Regions from separate parts of the Homo sapiens genome. Here regions 2 and 3 are each linked to region 1. A link is a contact called in ENCODE Hi-C or POLR2A ChIA-PET data. All regions are on one chromosome and are shown on one strand. Each heading gives the region's core, a stretch centred on a gene start or an enhancer-like site at or near the end of the contact. The rest is flanking DNA. Distances are from core to core; before and after follow the strand shown.

Evidence for each region. Hi-C counts contacts between places; a loop is a spot of excess contacts on that map. ChIA-PET counts read pairs that join two places held with the same protein, here RNA polymerase II (POLR2A). Pooled maps may share reads with other maps.
Region 2: a pooled map shows a loop between it and region 1 (8-fold over the local background). The contact joins the promoter of CCDC88A here to the promoter of ERLEC1 in region 1. A Hi-C loop is called at or near these places in 6 of 50 pooled maps.
Region 3: a map of CD8-positive, alpha-beta T cell shows a loop between it and region 1 (7-fold over the local background). The contact joins the promoter of RPS27A here to the promoter of ERLEC1 in region 1. A Hi-C loop is called at or near these places in 3 of 168 maps with a recorded cell type or tissue (CD4-positive, alpha-beta T cell, CD8-positive, alpha-beta T cell and naive thymus-derived CD4-positive, alpha-beta T cell), 4 of 37 single-sample maps with no recorded cell type and 11 of 50 pooled maps. POLR2A ChIA-PET finds 5 or more read pairs at or near these places in 2 of 52 experiments (CD8-positive, alpha-beta memory T cell and WTC11).

The regions. Positions count from the first base shown.
Region 1 is chr2:53,784,944-53,789,937 of GRCh38, forward strand. It overlaps ERLEC1 (endoplasmic reticulum lectin 1), which reads left to right and starts at 2,101. Exons shown (of 14, transcript NM_015701.5): 1 at 2,101-2,429. The coding sequence starts at 2,268. ASB3 (ankyrin repeat and SOCS box containing 3) reads right to left here and starts at 2,010. Exons shown (of 10, transcript NM_016115.5): 1 at 1,878-2,010. The region is part of intron 1 of GPR75-ASB3 (GPR75-ASB3 readthrough); the gene reads right to left. RefSeq lists enhancers at 1,500-2,158, 1,674-2,093.
Region 2 is chr2:55,417,670-55,422,663 of GRCh38, forward strand. It overlaps CCDC88A (coiled-coil domain containing 88A), which reads right to left and starts at 2,187. Exons shown (of 33, transcript NM_001365480.1): 1 at 1,348-2,187; 2 at 1,147-1,247. The coding sequence starts at 1,410. RefSeq lists silencers at 2,088-2,157, 2,188-2,237, 2,298-2,587.
Region 3 is chr2:55,229,313-55,234,306 of GRCh38, forward strand. RPS27A (ribosomal protein S27a) reads left to right here and starts at 3,376. Exons shown (of 6, transcript NM_002954.6): 1 at 3,376-3,396; 2 at 3,496-3,560; 3 at 4,051-4,105; 4 at 4,807-4,892. The coding sequence starts at 3,513. It overlaps CLHC1 (clathrin heavy chain linker domain containing 1), which reads right to left and starts at 2,981. Exons shown (of 13, transcript NM_152385.4): 1 at 2,911-2,981. RefSeq lists enhancers at 3,026-3,455, 3,476-3,655.

The sequences.
Region 1 (4,994 bases), core at 851-3,350:
GTCCACTCTCCTGCCTACAGAGCTGTCTCCCTGGCCTCTTTCTGCTTCTCAAACTTCTTCTACCACTTTCCTCTTACACTCCAGCCACACTGGCCTTCTTTCTATCACTCCAACACATCAAGCTCATTCCTGCCTCAGGGCCTCTGCCTAGAAATTTGTCTGGCTCCCTTCTTTTCATCATTCAAGTCACAATTCAAATGTCACTTCCTCACAGAAGTCTCCTCTGACTTACGTACTAAAAGCAACACATCCTACAGGTATTGTCTTTCACATAACCTTAGTTTCTTTGCAGCACTTACCAATACTAGAAATTATTTTACTTATTTAAGTTCCCCTCTTACTTGAACATCAGCTCTATTGAACACAGATTCAATCACTATAGCCCTAAATGCTAAAACAGGACCTCACAGACAGTTTTCATTTTTATTCCGTCAAATACATCTCTTTTCCTTCATGACTTAAGACTAGTGCTTAGCACAGAATAAATGCTAAAAAAAAAAAAAATTGACTATTACTACTATAATAGTTTGCAATTATTTGTTTGTACAATCTCCCTGCCTAGACTGTGTGACCAAAGACAGAAACCCATTTATTTGGCATTTTACCAAGCCCAGGGGGGCCAGGCACAGTGGCTCAGGCCTGTAATCCCAGCACTTTGGAAGGCCGAGGAGGGCGGATCACCCGAGGTCAGGAGTTCGAGACCAGCCTGGCCAACGTGGTGAAACCCTGCCTCTACTAAAAATACAAAAATTAGGGTGTAGCGGCGCGCGCCTGTAATCCCAACTACTCGGAAGGCTGAGAAAAAGGAGAATCCCTTGAACTCCAGAGGCGGAGGTTGCAGTGAGCCAAGATTATGCCTCTGCACTCCAGCCTGGGTGACAGAGCGAGACTTTGTCTCAAAACAAACAACAACAACAAAAATCCCAGGAGTCTGGATCACATTAAGCATTAATAAGAAGTGCTGAATATAATTAGCGAATAACAATTCTGAAGAAAGTTATCTTCTTTGATACTATGGATTCCTGATGTTAAAAAAAAATTTTTAAGATAGAATATGGGACTGTCCTTCCTGCTTTTTGATTTGGTTCAAATCTGAGGAAGTGGGGGCGACCAGTCTTTAACAGATCTAGCAAGACTGTCGAGCTTTAGGGAATGGTAATTTCTCTAAAGCCAACACTCTATGTCCATTATATTGGAGATCAAAACAGACAATGGCATTTTTTCTAAAGAGGGGGAGGGAAAAACAAAACTTTTTGTCTAATTTGGGGATGCAGTCAGACGTGACTTAGTTCATAAACACACACATTCATCTGGCGCTAAACCTCACATAAGGAACCTTACCAGCTTCCTTGATAAAACAACACCCCAACACTTCAATCTAGAGATGGAGGGTAAAAATGTAGGGTTGTGATGTCTAGCTGCCCATTCCACGAGAGTCGCCCACCACGCCAAATTCGGAGGCTTGCGGTATTCACCTACGGGGAGATGGCGGGCTACCTCACCCCAGGTTTCCCCTAACACAGAGTTGCAGTCGCTGAACAAACTGCCCTGCGTTAGTCAGAAGCTGTTAAGTAACGAGATGGCCACGGTCCACAGCAGAAGAGATGGAGATAAGCCTCAAGCGGGAAAAATGAAGTGTACAAATGCCAAATGCGGAGAAAAAGAAGAAAAGCTGCAAGAAGGCAGGTCAGTCAGGAACACCGCCATTTCTCACATCTCATCGCTACTTCGAATTTTCTCATCTAAGGACCCGCACCCGCACGGTTCACACTGTCTTCTTCCCGCTATCACTCCGTGTGGGTCAAACCTCTGCCTGCCCACTGGAGAGCAGCGGGAATGGCTTCAGGAAGCGGCTGCCGCCTCCGAGACTCACCGACCTGCCGTGCTGCCACTTCTACACCGAAATGGCTGGTCCGAGGCCGCGTCTCCAGAGCTGCGTCCCAGAAGCCCCCGCTTTCGATCCCCACCGCGATGCTGCAGCCGTCCGAAAACGAGAGACGCGCAGGCGACGTCCCGGCCCCCGTAGGCGGACGGCTCCGCGACCCCCGGATGTTGATATGTCGTCTGCCCCGGAAACGGTGACAGGAGGCTCAAGGGGGCGGAGGCGGCGTTGCCGGGCTCTCCGGAAGGAGACGTGGCGGCGGTTGGGCCGGTGATACCCGGGCGCTTTATAGTCCCGCCGCCTCCTCCTCCACCTCCTCCTCCTCCTCCTCTCCTCCTGGAGCAGAGGAGGTTGTGGCGGTGGCTGGAGAAAGCGGCGGCGGAGGATGGAGGAAGGAGGCGGCGGCGTACGGAGTCTGGTCCCGGGCGGGCCGGTGTTACTGGTCCTCTGCGGCCTCCTGGAGGCGTCCGGCGGCGGCCGAGCCCTTCCTCAACTCAGCGATGACATCCCTTTCCGAGTCAACTGGCCCGGCACCGAGTTCTCTCTGGTCAGTGCCCTCACTAACCCCGCAGCCACCCCTCCTCCTGACACTAAGGGTTCGGCCTCTTCCCTCGGTTTTCTTTGCTTTTTCTCCCCAAGACCTTCTCTGCAGACTCTTACCTTCCCCAAGCCAAAGCTGCTTTTATGCAGCGTTCATTCATTCGTTCGTTCTCACGTTATGTGGATGCGTCCCCCTTGCTGAGCATTAGGGATCCAGCAATCACCTGCTCTCCACCTTTTCAATTCTGTCGCACTAGACCTTGCTTCCCAACATTCCCACCCTGCAGAAGCAGCTTTCGTAGAATAACGTCAGGTGCACTTACTCATCTTCCTTTCGGAAAATTAACTGTGGCTCTTACTTCACCAGCAGACTTCTTTCCTTCAGTATTACATGTCACCCTGCCCACACCACAGTACTTCAGACTCGAGTTCCCTCTCTCGTATTCGTTCTCCCTCAGTTGTATACACACACGGACATACGCAAACGCACAGCTCCAAGGGAACTTTTTCCTTTCCTAGTTGTTTCTGAGAGGGCTATTTGGCCTGTGAGATGTTAACGACCCTTTATGCAGAATATCCTTTACAGTTTTCATGTATTACGACTGTTATTTGAGTCCCCAGAACATGAGCTTCTATGTTGAGTTTTCCTGTAGTGAAGAACATTTGTAACCTCGCGGAAATGAAAATTCCCTCTTGGGGGAGTGGACCGCTGAAAAGTCTTCCTGTCCACGTGTACCTACTGCAGGCTAATAAATATTGTACTCTTATGACACTTACCATGTAGTAATTAACTCATTTACTTCAAATTGAAGTCCCGGAAAAAGCAAAATTTTTTTAAACTTTTTATTCCAATTACCTTCAAGCATTCAACTTGCAATACTTTATTATATTCTTTCATTACCATTTCATTGAAACAGTAAGTGACACTATGATGTCAAAACAAGATGTGTCAAGTTAATGGATGTTATTACCACATAGCTTTCTATTTGCAAGTGTTAGGGGTTTTTTGGTTTGGTTTGGTTTGGTTTGGGTTTTTCTGTTTTTGTTTGTTTTTTGAGACAGGGTCTCAGTCTGTTGCCCATTCTGAAGTGCAGTGGTACGGTCACCACTGGCTGCAGCCTCGACCTCCTGGGCTCAAGAGATCTCCTCAGCTTCCCAGTAGCTGGGACTATAGGGAAATCCCACCACTCCTGGCTAATTTTTTTTTTTTTTTCTAGAGGCAGGGTCTCACTATGTTGCCTAGGCTGGTCTCGAACTCCTGGGCTCAAGCAATCCTCGTGCCTGAGCCTCCCAGAATACTGGGATTACATGTGTGAACCAAATGTTCTGAATTTATCTAGGTAAATATTTTTCTGGGACGTCAAATTTCTCTTTGTATTAATGCCACAAAATATTGATACATTGAAATACCTATGTAAAATTTTGTTATGAATCAGATATAACTTTAGCAGGCTTGGAAGAGAATACTTTAATACCTGTTGTTGTATCCAAAGAGCACACTTGGAGTGAATATGGCAGATGTTTGAAGAATTATGTCATTAAAATTTTTTACTCTTGGCACCTGTGTTTTTTTTAATTTAAAAAAACTTGCTGATATGCAGCCCTGAAAACTTACTATAAGCGAGCGACTAAAACTAGCATTTTTAGAGGTCACTACCAAATTGTCATTCCATTTTCTTTCAGTCTTAGCATTTGCTACACCAACTTTTCACGTATCTAACAATTTTATTTCAAAAAAAAAATGCTTTGGCCATGTGCGGCGGCTCACATCTGTAATCCCAGCACTTTGGGAGGCAGAGGCAGGCGGATTATGAGGTCAGGAATTCAAGACAAGCCTGACCAACGTGGTGAAACCCCATCTCTACTAAAAACACAAAAATTAGCTGGGCGTGGTGGTGCACACCAGTGCTCCCAGCTACTTGGGAGGCCGAGGCAGGAGAATCGCTTAAACCCGGGAGGTGGAGGTTGCACTGAGCCAAGATTGCACCACTGCACTCCAGCCTGGGTGACAGAGTGAGACTCTGTCTCAAAAAAAAAAAAAAAAAAAAAAATTCTTTTTTTAGAAGCTGGAGTGCAGTAGGTATTTATAGGCATGATTATGCTCACTACAGCCTCAAACTCCTGGGCTCAAGCCATCCTTCTGCCTCAGCCTCCTGAACAGCGAGGACTACAGGTGGTCACCATTGCATCTGGCTTTTTTTTCTTTAAGTCTGTGCTACTTTGAGAAAAATCTAGAGTGTTCTGTGAATTGTCACAAGGCCTATGTCCTTTATGTAAAAATAAGCCACAATAGTCATTATCATTGGTCTTTTGATTTTTTTTAATACTTCTATAACCTTAAGGCTTCCCTTTGCATTTAACTGAAATTACTGGCTGGGCACAGTGGCTGACGCCTATAATCCCAACATTTTGGGAGGCCGAGCTGGGTGGATTACTTGAGCCCAGGAGTTTGAGACTAGCCTAGGCAACATGGCGAAACCTTGTCTCTACTAAAAATAAAAAAATTAGCCGGGCATGGTGGCACATGTCTGTAGTTCCAGCTACTTGGGAGGCTGAGGCAGGAGAATCGCTT
Region 2 (4,994 bases), core at 937-3,436, 1.6 Mb after region 1:
CATGTACATGAAAAACAGCCCACAAATCTCTTTGAGCACACAGAGAAGTTAACACGAGAGCAATTTTTTATAGATGTGACTTCTACCCTCTTAAACATAAAAATCTAAACCAATAAAATACAAAATTGATAAGGTTATCAGAGCAGAATGGTAGACTTATTCTCTAGTAACAACTATTTATTGATAACACACCAATTTCCCATACATATAAAAGTTCCAAACTACCTCTTCTCATCAGATTCTATTAAAGAGAAATAAGACTAAGTATACATTACTTTGAGCACAACTGAAAAATTCAGTTTGATAAACTACATTAGCGTACTTAGAATACACGTATGCTACAATAGCTGTAATTAGATAAAAGCTGAGTTTTAATTTTACTGATCCAGCTACCAATATACTTTCACTATTCAATTCCCATCTCAAAAGCATACTTTCCTACTTAGTACAAACCCAATATTATAAACACAAAAGACAAAGATTTGCCCAATAAGTCGTTATCTAATTGTTATCAAGACTTGTTATTTGCATTTCAAAACCTGTAAGAATACCTTAAAATGATCCCTAAAATATTAAGCAACCTAATAATTCACACAATAAATCATCTCATCAGGCTTTAGTTATTACAGGCATTTAAATTATTTACTACAGCAAGAGTCCTCACCAATCAGAACTGTTTGAAATTTTCTCTTCTGAAATCTGCTATTACTTAACGAGTTTCAAATTTTGAGCCATTTATTTCTAGATATAAAGGTTAATAAGAAACATTTCTGCATCAAATGCACATAACTTCACAGTAAAGTCTTTTTTCCTCTCTTAGGAAACCAGATTCTCATTTTCTCTCTTATTTTACCAAATTATCAAAGAATACACAATGTGGCTTGGATTTCAGTACTGAAGACAAGTGACAATACATGGTTGACAGAATGAAAAACTAAAGTTTCACAATTTTAACAGGTAAAATATCTAGGTTGTGATAATGGGCTGAGCCCATAACATTAGCATTCCTTTCAAGATCCAATTCTTAAACCACCTGAATATTTCTGGCCAATGAACCAAATTAGGGGCTTAAAACATCGTGTCTCAAAGTTCACCATATGCTATTTCTCAAAGAAAACGTTACCTAGGAAAGAAGGAAGAACTTACATTTGGAGCATGACCTGGTTCAAGAATACCCCATCCACCAAAGCCACATATTCATCAAGGTTGGTCCCATTTCCTGCGGCCAGAGGTCCAAACGTTTTAACCTAGAACAAACAGAAGGATCACCACGACATGAACGCCCACCTCCATCTCTGCAGCCACAAATAACTCAGCAAAATATACAATAAAGGACACCCCACTTACCCAAGTGACCAAAGGGCTGGTCATGAACTGCTCCAGAAGGGGAGTAAAAATTTCGTTCTCCATTTTACAGAGTATGTATTTGAAAAAAGGAACTACCACAAAAATACGCCTAGGGAATTGGTCACTAAACGTGGAAGTAAGTAGAAATCAATGAAAGTCCATTTCGGCAAGGGAGAAAAATCCCATCGTGGAGGAGGGGGGCACTCTCCCTCCTCAAAAAACACCCCAGAGTGAAACGAGCCGAAATCCCAAGAAGTGGCTTCGACGACGGACACCACGAGCAGCAGCCTGCGCTGGAAATGTCTGTACCGGGCGAGGAGGGGCAGAGAAAAGGCATCTGGAGGAGGAGGAAGGGAAAGGGGGCTGGAACCCAAGACAAAAAGCCCGTCAAGGTTGTCCAGCTCCTGGAGGATCCAGACCAGCGAAACTGCTCCCAATGAATCAATCCCAACGGGGGCTAAATGAAATACGTTAAACAGAGACCACGTTAAGGATACCGAGGCGCCACCAGACTCGACCTCGGCGTTCCGACCTCTACACGTTCCACCCACCGATGGGCATGGAGCCGCTTTCGACCCGCGGAGCCTCCACTGCCCGCAGCCCCTCAGTACCAACAGGCAGGGCTCGCCCCTTCCCCCCGAGCAGACACCATTCCTCCGCCGCCCTCAAGCCTCGCCTCCAGCCCCCTTCCCCTCCCGGGGGTGGGGGCTTGAATGTGTGTCCCTAACCCCCCAGCTTCCTAAGCCCTGCCAGCCTTTCAGCGCGTCTCTGGGAATCCCTGGCACAAAATCACCGCCGCGCTCCAGCCTTCTCCGCCCTCTATGGAGAAGCCGGAGTAACGGCCTCAGAACCGCAGTGCCGCATCACACCCCACCCCTCGCCGCCCGCCAGCGCCGCCCGCCAATGCCGGGGGCCGCCGTCAAAGGGAGCGCGCTGCTCCCTCCGCGCCGATATCCTTCCGCCGACTCCCCGCCCCTCCCGTGCAGCTGCCTCTGGATTGTGGGAGAAGAAAACCGCTGCATGAGCGCGCTCCCGAGCGAGCGCGCCCCCGGGCTAGCCTCGCCGCCGCCCAGATCCTGGCGGCGGGCGCGGGCTCGGGCGTGGGCGCGCGCTCGCTGCAGCTGCTGCGGAGACAACCCGCTCCTCGGTTGCGCCCAGGACGGTTGCCTGGTGGGCGGGGACAGGGAAGGCAGAGCAAGGGGTCTGTCTGCTCGCTCGCTCATGCCTAATTATGGTTTATTTCCTCCCCGAGTGACTTCTTTGATACGTGAAGGAAGGGGAAAGAAATCCTTCTCTTATAAACATGAGGGATGCAGACAGCCTTTTTCGGACAGTTTGATGTGTTCTGTAAAGCATGCCTTCTCCCCAGCAAAATGGAATAGGAAAACTCACTGCAGCAAATGGCAGAGGGACTTGAGCCACAACTTGGTGGGGGTTTTTTTCTCCTTTTTGTTTTCTTCCAAATGCAGTCCACTAACGCATGAATGTTCTTCAAAGTTGCAAGTGACATACAGTAAGATTTTTTAAAAACCAGAGCTGTCTGTCAGCACGTTGGTATTCCCTGACTGGAGCAAACATGACTCAGACATTGTTTTTTGGTTTTGTTTTGTTTTTTACTATTTGGGCATGGGTCGGGGGAAACCCAAGCAAAATCAAGAGCTACAAAGAAGAAACATTTAGAAGTCATCCAAGTTGGGTGACAAATAAACAGATTACATATTTGTCATAAATCTCCATGCCACGTACGACTGGGACCTTGAAATAATTTTAAGTTCCCTGGCAAAATCAAATGCTACTCCTCATTTCAAAGGAAAATAAAGACCTTTTTCCCGGGGTAAAATGGGCATATAGAACGCAATCTTTTTTTGATAAAAGATAATATTATAGTTTTATAATGTGTGCTATGTTTACATTACATAAATATTTACACGGAGTATATATTTTAAATTAGCAGTAAAAATGTTTTTGTCATAACACAGTTAAGAAAGAGCAGAATTTCTTAATTGGGTAGTTGAGAACCTGGACTCTGAAGTCTTCCTGCCTGGTTCCAATATGCACCAGCTGTGTGAGCCTACGCACGTTATTGAGTCTCTTTGTGCTTCGATTCCGTCACGTGTAAAGCAGGGCTAATAATAGGGTTAAATGAAATGGCAGCTTATAGTTAAGTGTTCTATAAATGTCATTAATGTTGTTTTTAACATTATTCCTTCAAAATAAAGAACCTTTATGAAAAACTTGAAATATAACCTCTCTGCTTCAGTTACAGGAGAAAGGATCTTGCTTTGAGGAGGGAACTAAATGCCCTTTGAAAATCATCTTAATTAAAATTAGGATGCATTCATGTGGCACTTTGCTAGGTGATGTACAAGTAGAACCTTGCATTTCCCTAGCCAGTACACAAGCCTTCAGACATCCTTGTTGCTAGCAATCTTTTCCATCTGCTCTTGATGACTTTTTAAAAAGCCTTTTAGAGATGGGAGTCTCACTGTGTTGCCCAGCCTGGCCTCAAACTCCTGGCCTCAAGTGACCCTCTCACCTCAGCCTCCCTAGCAGTTGAGACGAGACGTGTGAGCCACCACGCCTGGCTTGGTGACTCCTTCTTTTTTTGTTTGTTTTGTTTTCTGAGACAGAGTCTCTATTACCCAGGCTGGAGTGCAGTGGCACGATCTCAGCTCACTGCAACCTCTACCTCCAGGGTCCAAGCGATTATCCTGCCTCAGCCTCCCAAGTAACTGGGATTACAGGCACCCGCCACCACCCACTGGCTAATTTTTCTATTTTTAGTAGGGACGGGGTTTCACCACGTTGGCCAGGCTGGTCTCGAACTCCTGACCTCAAGTGATCCACCGCCTCGGCCTCCCTAAGGGCTGGAATTACAGGTGAGAGCCACCGCGCTTGGCCTGATAACTCTTTCTTAATAGCAGTTCTTTATTTGGCAAATGAAATACAGACAGAAGGAGAGTGGGCACCAAGGAGACAGCATTGCTTTCAGGAGCAGCCCAGTGCTTGACATACCCACTTTTCTTTGTAATCCCCCAGACGCTTGACAAAACAATATGGAAGTAATTATGCCTATACTGGGTTTATCCTAGGACAAATCAATCTGCTTCATTCATAGGCGAAAAACCAAAAAGTATTAACACCAAATACAGCAGGTTAGGGGCATTTTGAAGTGGTGACTGAAGGGTTAGCACAGGAGTCATACATTAAGATAGTATTGTTTATGCAATTTAGTACCCAGCCCTCACAGAAATCTGGATTCTTCTCTAGAGCCAGATGGCCCCAGATGCTTTCTGGTCTATCTTTAGGTTTTGCGCGCACACACACACACACACACACACACACACACACACACACACACTCAACAAAGAAACATGAGGAGTTAATTGTAAAAACAGGAAACTTTAGACCAGACTGAGGTCTGGAGGAACTTATTTGAAAACCTACCAATTCACAATTCCCTAGTTTAACAGCAGCCTTAAAAATGCTTTATAATATCTCAAGAGTACAACCAGTAATCTTCTCTGTCTGGCTAAAGAGGGATTGTACATTATACCCAGTTTAATGGTCTTTGAATTGCAACATCCTGTAAGATTAAATCCAAAAGTTTCCTATCCACCTTTCACTTAGGAAGAAATTTCTTAAGA
Region 3 (4,994 bases), core at 2,126-4,625, 1.4 Mb after region 1:
AAGACAAAAGAGCTTACTGATAAGGTGACATTTCAGAAATCTGAAAATAGCAGGTCATGTAGATTCCTGGGAGATGAGTGGTTGAGGCAAAGAGAGTAGCCAGTCCAAAGGCCTCAGGGTGGGACAACACATTTGAGGAACAGCTAGAGGGCCCGTGGGGCTAGAAGAGAATGAGAAAGGGAGAGAAGAGATGAGATCAGAGAGGTAACTGCCAGATTATGTAGCATGTAGGGTCTTGAGGGCAGAACTACTATCAGCCTAGGGGGTACCTTTGTGCGGTTTAGAAAAAGAGGTCCCTTTCTCTGGGCAGACTTGGCAAGAGGAGCAACACTGGACTGTGGCCTCTACTTGTTCCAGCACTGGAGCAACAGCCTCACTTGTAAGAATTTAGGCTTTCCTCTGAGTGAGATTCGAAGCCTTTAGAGGCCTGTGTGCAGAAGAGTGGGAGAGCTGACTTAACATTTTAAAGAATTGTTCTTGGCCAGGCATGGTGGCTCATGCCTGTAATCCCAGCACTCTGGGAGGCCAAGGCGGGCAGATCACCTGACGTCGGGAGTTCCAGACCAGCCTGACCAACATGGAAAAACCCTGTCTCTGCTAAAAATACAAAATTAGCTGGGCGTGGTGGCGCATGCCTGTAATCCCAGCTACTGGAGAGGCTGAGGCAGGAGAATCACCTAACCCGGGAAGCAGAGTTTGCGGTGAGCCAAGATTGTGCCATTGCACTCCAGCCTGGGCAACAACAGCGAAACTCCATCTCAAAAAAAAGAAAAAAAAGAATTGTTCTTGTTGCTCTGTGGAAAACAGATTATAGGACGCAAGGGTCAAAGCTGGAAGTGCTGTTACGAAGCTACTGCAATAATCAAGGCAAAAGATGATGGTGGCTTGAATCAGGGTGCTAACAATGGAGGTGGTAGGAAGTGTTCTGCATATATTTTGAAAATAAAGCCAAGATCTGCCAAGGTAGATAAGATGTGGGATATAAAAGAACAGTCAAGGATAATCATAAAGTTTTTGGCCTTAGTGACTGGAGAAATGGGAATTGCCATATATAAACATGGGAAGAGCAATTTCATGAGATTAAGTGTTTGGGGCCTGTCCATTAGAGATGTTGAGTAGATAGCTGGATATGTGAAGATGAAGTTGTGACATATCTGTGACATATCTGGTCTGACAGATAAGTTTATGAGTCATTTGCATATGATGATACTTTAAAAGTTATTAAACAAAAATGAGATAACCAAGAAAATGCAGACAAAGCAGAGGTCCAAGGACTGGGCCTTGGGGATACTCCATGGTTAGAGGTCTTGCAGATCAAGAGGAAGCAGCAAATGAGCCTGGAAAAGAGCCTCCAGGGTGGCAGAAAAACTGAGAGGTGAAGTCTTTGAAAGGTTTTCAAAGAGAGATGGAATGAGCAACTGTGTCAAATACTGCTGACAGATCAAATAAGATGAAATGACCATTGAATTTAGCAACATGGAGGTCATTAGTGACCATTACAAGAGCTATCCGATCAGAATGGTGGGGACAAAAGCCTGACAGGAGTGGGTTCAGACAACGGAAGGGAAAGATTAGAGACAATATGTACAAGCAACTCTAGGAAATTTTGTTGTAGAGACTAGTTGGCGGACTAGGGGATGAAAAATGTTCCAGGAGGCAGGGCGTGGTGGCTCACGCCTGTAATCTCACCACTTTGGGAGGCCAAGGAGGATGGATCATTTGAGGTCAGGAGCTAGAGAACAGCCTGGCCAACATGGTGAAACCCCATCTCTACTAAAAATACAAAAATTAGCCGGGTGTGGTGGTGGGCGCCTGTAATCCCAGCTACTCGGGAGGCTGAGGCAGAAGAATTGCTTGAACCTGGGAGGCGGAGTTTACAGTGAGCCGAGACCGCGCCACTGCACTCCAGCCTGGGCAACAGAGCGAAATTCCGTCTCACGAAAAAAAAAAAAAAAAGTTCCAGGAAGAATAAACGACTGGATTCTTCAGAAATGCCAAAACACGGGAGGGCATAGGTCAGGAAATTAAATTAGCTTCATTTACTAAAATGTAGAGTAATGGGTTTAGCAGATTAGGTTGTAAGGAAGGCAGAGGCTGAATGTCATTCTAAGAAATTTGAATTGTATCCTGAAGGTGAGGTATAAAATAATAACACACATTTACCTTTCAGAATGAATATTTTGGAGGCAATAGTGAAGGTGGGTTAGAAAGGAGGAAAGACTGGAGAGAGATAAGGAGTTAGATTCGGAACCCCTACAAGAGAAAATTAAGGTCTGAATTTGGGGATGGGGTCGCAGAGGGCAGAGGATGAAGAAATAAATACAGAAGACATTAGAAAGGACTCTGGTTTGTGGAGTGGAGAAAGGACAGGGAGAACTTGCTTCTAATTGGCCTCCTTGCCGGAAGAAGCACCCCATACATACTCCAAAAACTTCCTCTCAGATCCAAGACTCCCAATGCCCAAATTTGGAAATTCTACAACTAAATAACCATTCTGCAGGTTTCTTTTCCGTACGGCTTCACTTTAAAATTTGAAAACTCCTGAGATTTTTCAACATATTAAAGCGTGTCACACTAAGGAGTGACACACAAGACCCAGACTCTTCCCTAGGCTGGGAGAGACTCGGCGGTTGAAAGCAGGGAGGCGCTACAGGAGAGAAAGGGCTGAACCCCCGCTTCCGCAGATTTCACCTATTTTTCAGTTTGCCTGGAGCAGGCCACGCAAATTCCCTTCCCTTGAAGGCCCAAGGAGCGTCTGGTAGATTGCTGATTCTCTGCCCATCACCGCTTCTGGAAGTGAGTGAAGGACACCTTTCGTGCCCCGCACCCTTTGCCCCCCGCTTAACATTTGCTCTAGTCACTTCCGGCCCGTTCCCACGCTCCGGAAACCATTATTCCGCTTCATCCTACCTCCAGTCCTCACCTGAGTCCTTTTCTCCAAACACCGACTTCAGTGCTTAGAGATAGTAACTAGGGAATCTGGGAGGTGGAACTGCATCTTGGGACAAGTAGTCCAAGGTAGAAGAAAGCAGTGGAGAACTACAGTTCCCAGAATGCACTTCCATTTCCTACCTCTTCCCCAAGAGGCCCCCCTCGACCTCCTTTTAAAAATTCTCTTAGCCACGTTGATTGTACGGGAAAAGCCTTTTTAAAACATCTTTTACGTTGCTTAAACCTACAGTTTCGAAAGCATTCCGAAGGCTAAAGTGAGAAATAAGCCCAGGCTAGGGAGAGGAGAAACGAAGTTCACGTCCTAGTCTGGCACCGGGTTGGATTGTCGCTGGGACGGCAGTCAGGCATTTGGTGTGGTCGCCTAAGGGGTGGGTCCTTCGGCGGGAGCTCCGGGAAACCCCGTGGGCCTGCGCGGCGTTCTTCCTTTTCGATCCGCCATCTGCGGTGGGTGTCTGCACTTCGGCTGCTCTCGGGTTAGCACCCTATGGTGCCTTCTCTTGTGATCCCTGACCTAACCTGTCTCTTCCTTTTCCTCAACCTCAGGTGGAGCCGCCACCAAAATGCAGATTTTCGTGAAAACCCTTACGGGGAAGACCATCACCCTCGAGGTACGGGCCGGGTGGTCATGAGGAAGCCAAGGTCCGAATAAGGTCCTGAGGTGGATTTTAGGACCGGCGCTGCTTTCCATGTCTTAGACCATGATTCCGAATTTGGGTTCTAAAACTTAAGCTTTGAAATGAGTACCTTTTGCTGAGCAACGACCTAGAGGTGATTTTCGGTGGCCAAAGGCTGGACCTGTCTCCTCTCGAGGGGTTCCAGCTAGTTAGTTAAAACGGAGGAGCTGCGGTGGGGAAGGAGACGCTCTGCCCGCCGGGTGCGAGCACGTGTGGCCCTGCGGCCGCCGCCCGCTCTGGGCTGGGGAGATGAAGGTGCTTTCCGGTAGCCGACTTGGGAGGTTGCCCACTGGGTGGGTAATAGGTCTCTCGAGTAGGTCTCAGCCCTGTCGCTGGTTCGGTTCAGTGGTAATTGTCAAACTAAATGAGTTCTGCTGTAGTTCCTTAATGTGTAACCAACATGCTTTCACTTTAACACTCATAGGTTGAACCCTCGGATACGATAGAAAATGTAAAGGCCAAGATCCAGGATAAGGAAGGCAAGTAGTATTTTGTAGTTAAGAAAACTTAACCTGCGGAGACTTCGGCCTACCTGTAGGTGCTAGACATACCTGCTCTTGGTGATGGGGGAAGGGGTCAGATTGACAAAGCGAAATACTTGTGGAATAACACAATAGACATTGGTGATCGGGGAGCACAGTACCTAGATTGGAATCCTTGAGGTGTATTTCACTTGCGTGAATTTGGACACTTATTTATTTATTTTGTGTGAGATGGAGTCTCCTCTGTCGCCCAGGCTGGAGTGCATTCGCTTGTCCCGGCTTACTGCAGCCTCCGCCTCCCGGGTTCAAGTGATTTTTGTGCTTCAGCCTCCCTATTAGTGGGGATTACAGGCGTGCACCACCATGCCTGGCTAATTTATTGTATTTTTAGTAGAGACTGGGTTTTACCTTGTTGGCCAGGCTGGTTTTGAACTTTTCACATCAAGTGATCTGCCCACCTCGACCTCCCAAAGTATTGGTATTACAGGTGTCAGCCACTGCAGACAACCAAGTATTGTCCCTAATATTAAATGCGGTAAAATGTGACATGTAAAGATTTAGAACCATGCCTAACCTCTAGTAAGGGCTTATTGTCAGCCTTTAGTATCATGTATTTGATTAAGGGGTGTTACCTTATAAGTCTGGAGCACATCACAGGCTTGGTGTGCTGTGACTTAATTTTTGTTTTTTGTCATTAGGAATTCCTCCTGATCAGCAGAGACTGATCTTTGCTGGCAAGCAGCTGGAAGATGGACGTACTTTGTCTGACTACAATATTCAAAAGGTCTGTCTAGGGGAAGAGCAGCCTCTTTTAAAAAAAAAATGTTATTTTGGAAATTTTTTATTTTACTTTTTTTGAGACAGGCTCTGACTCTGTCACCTAGGG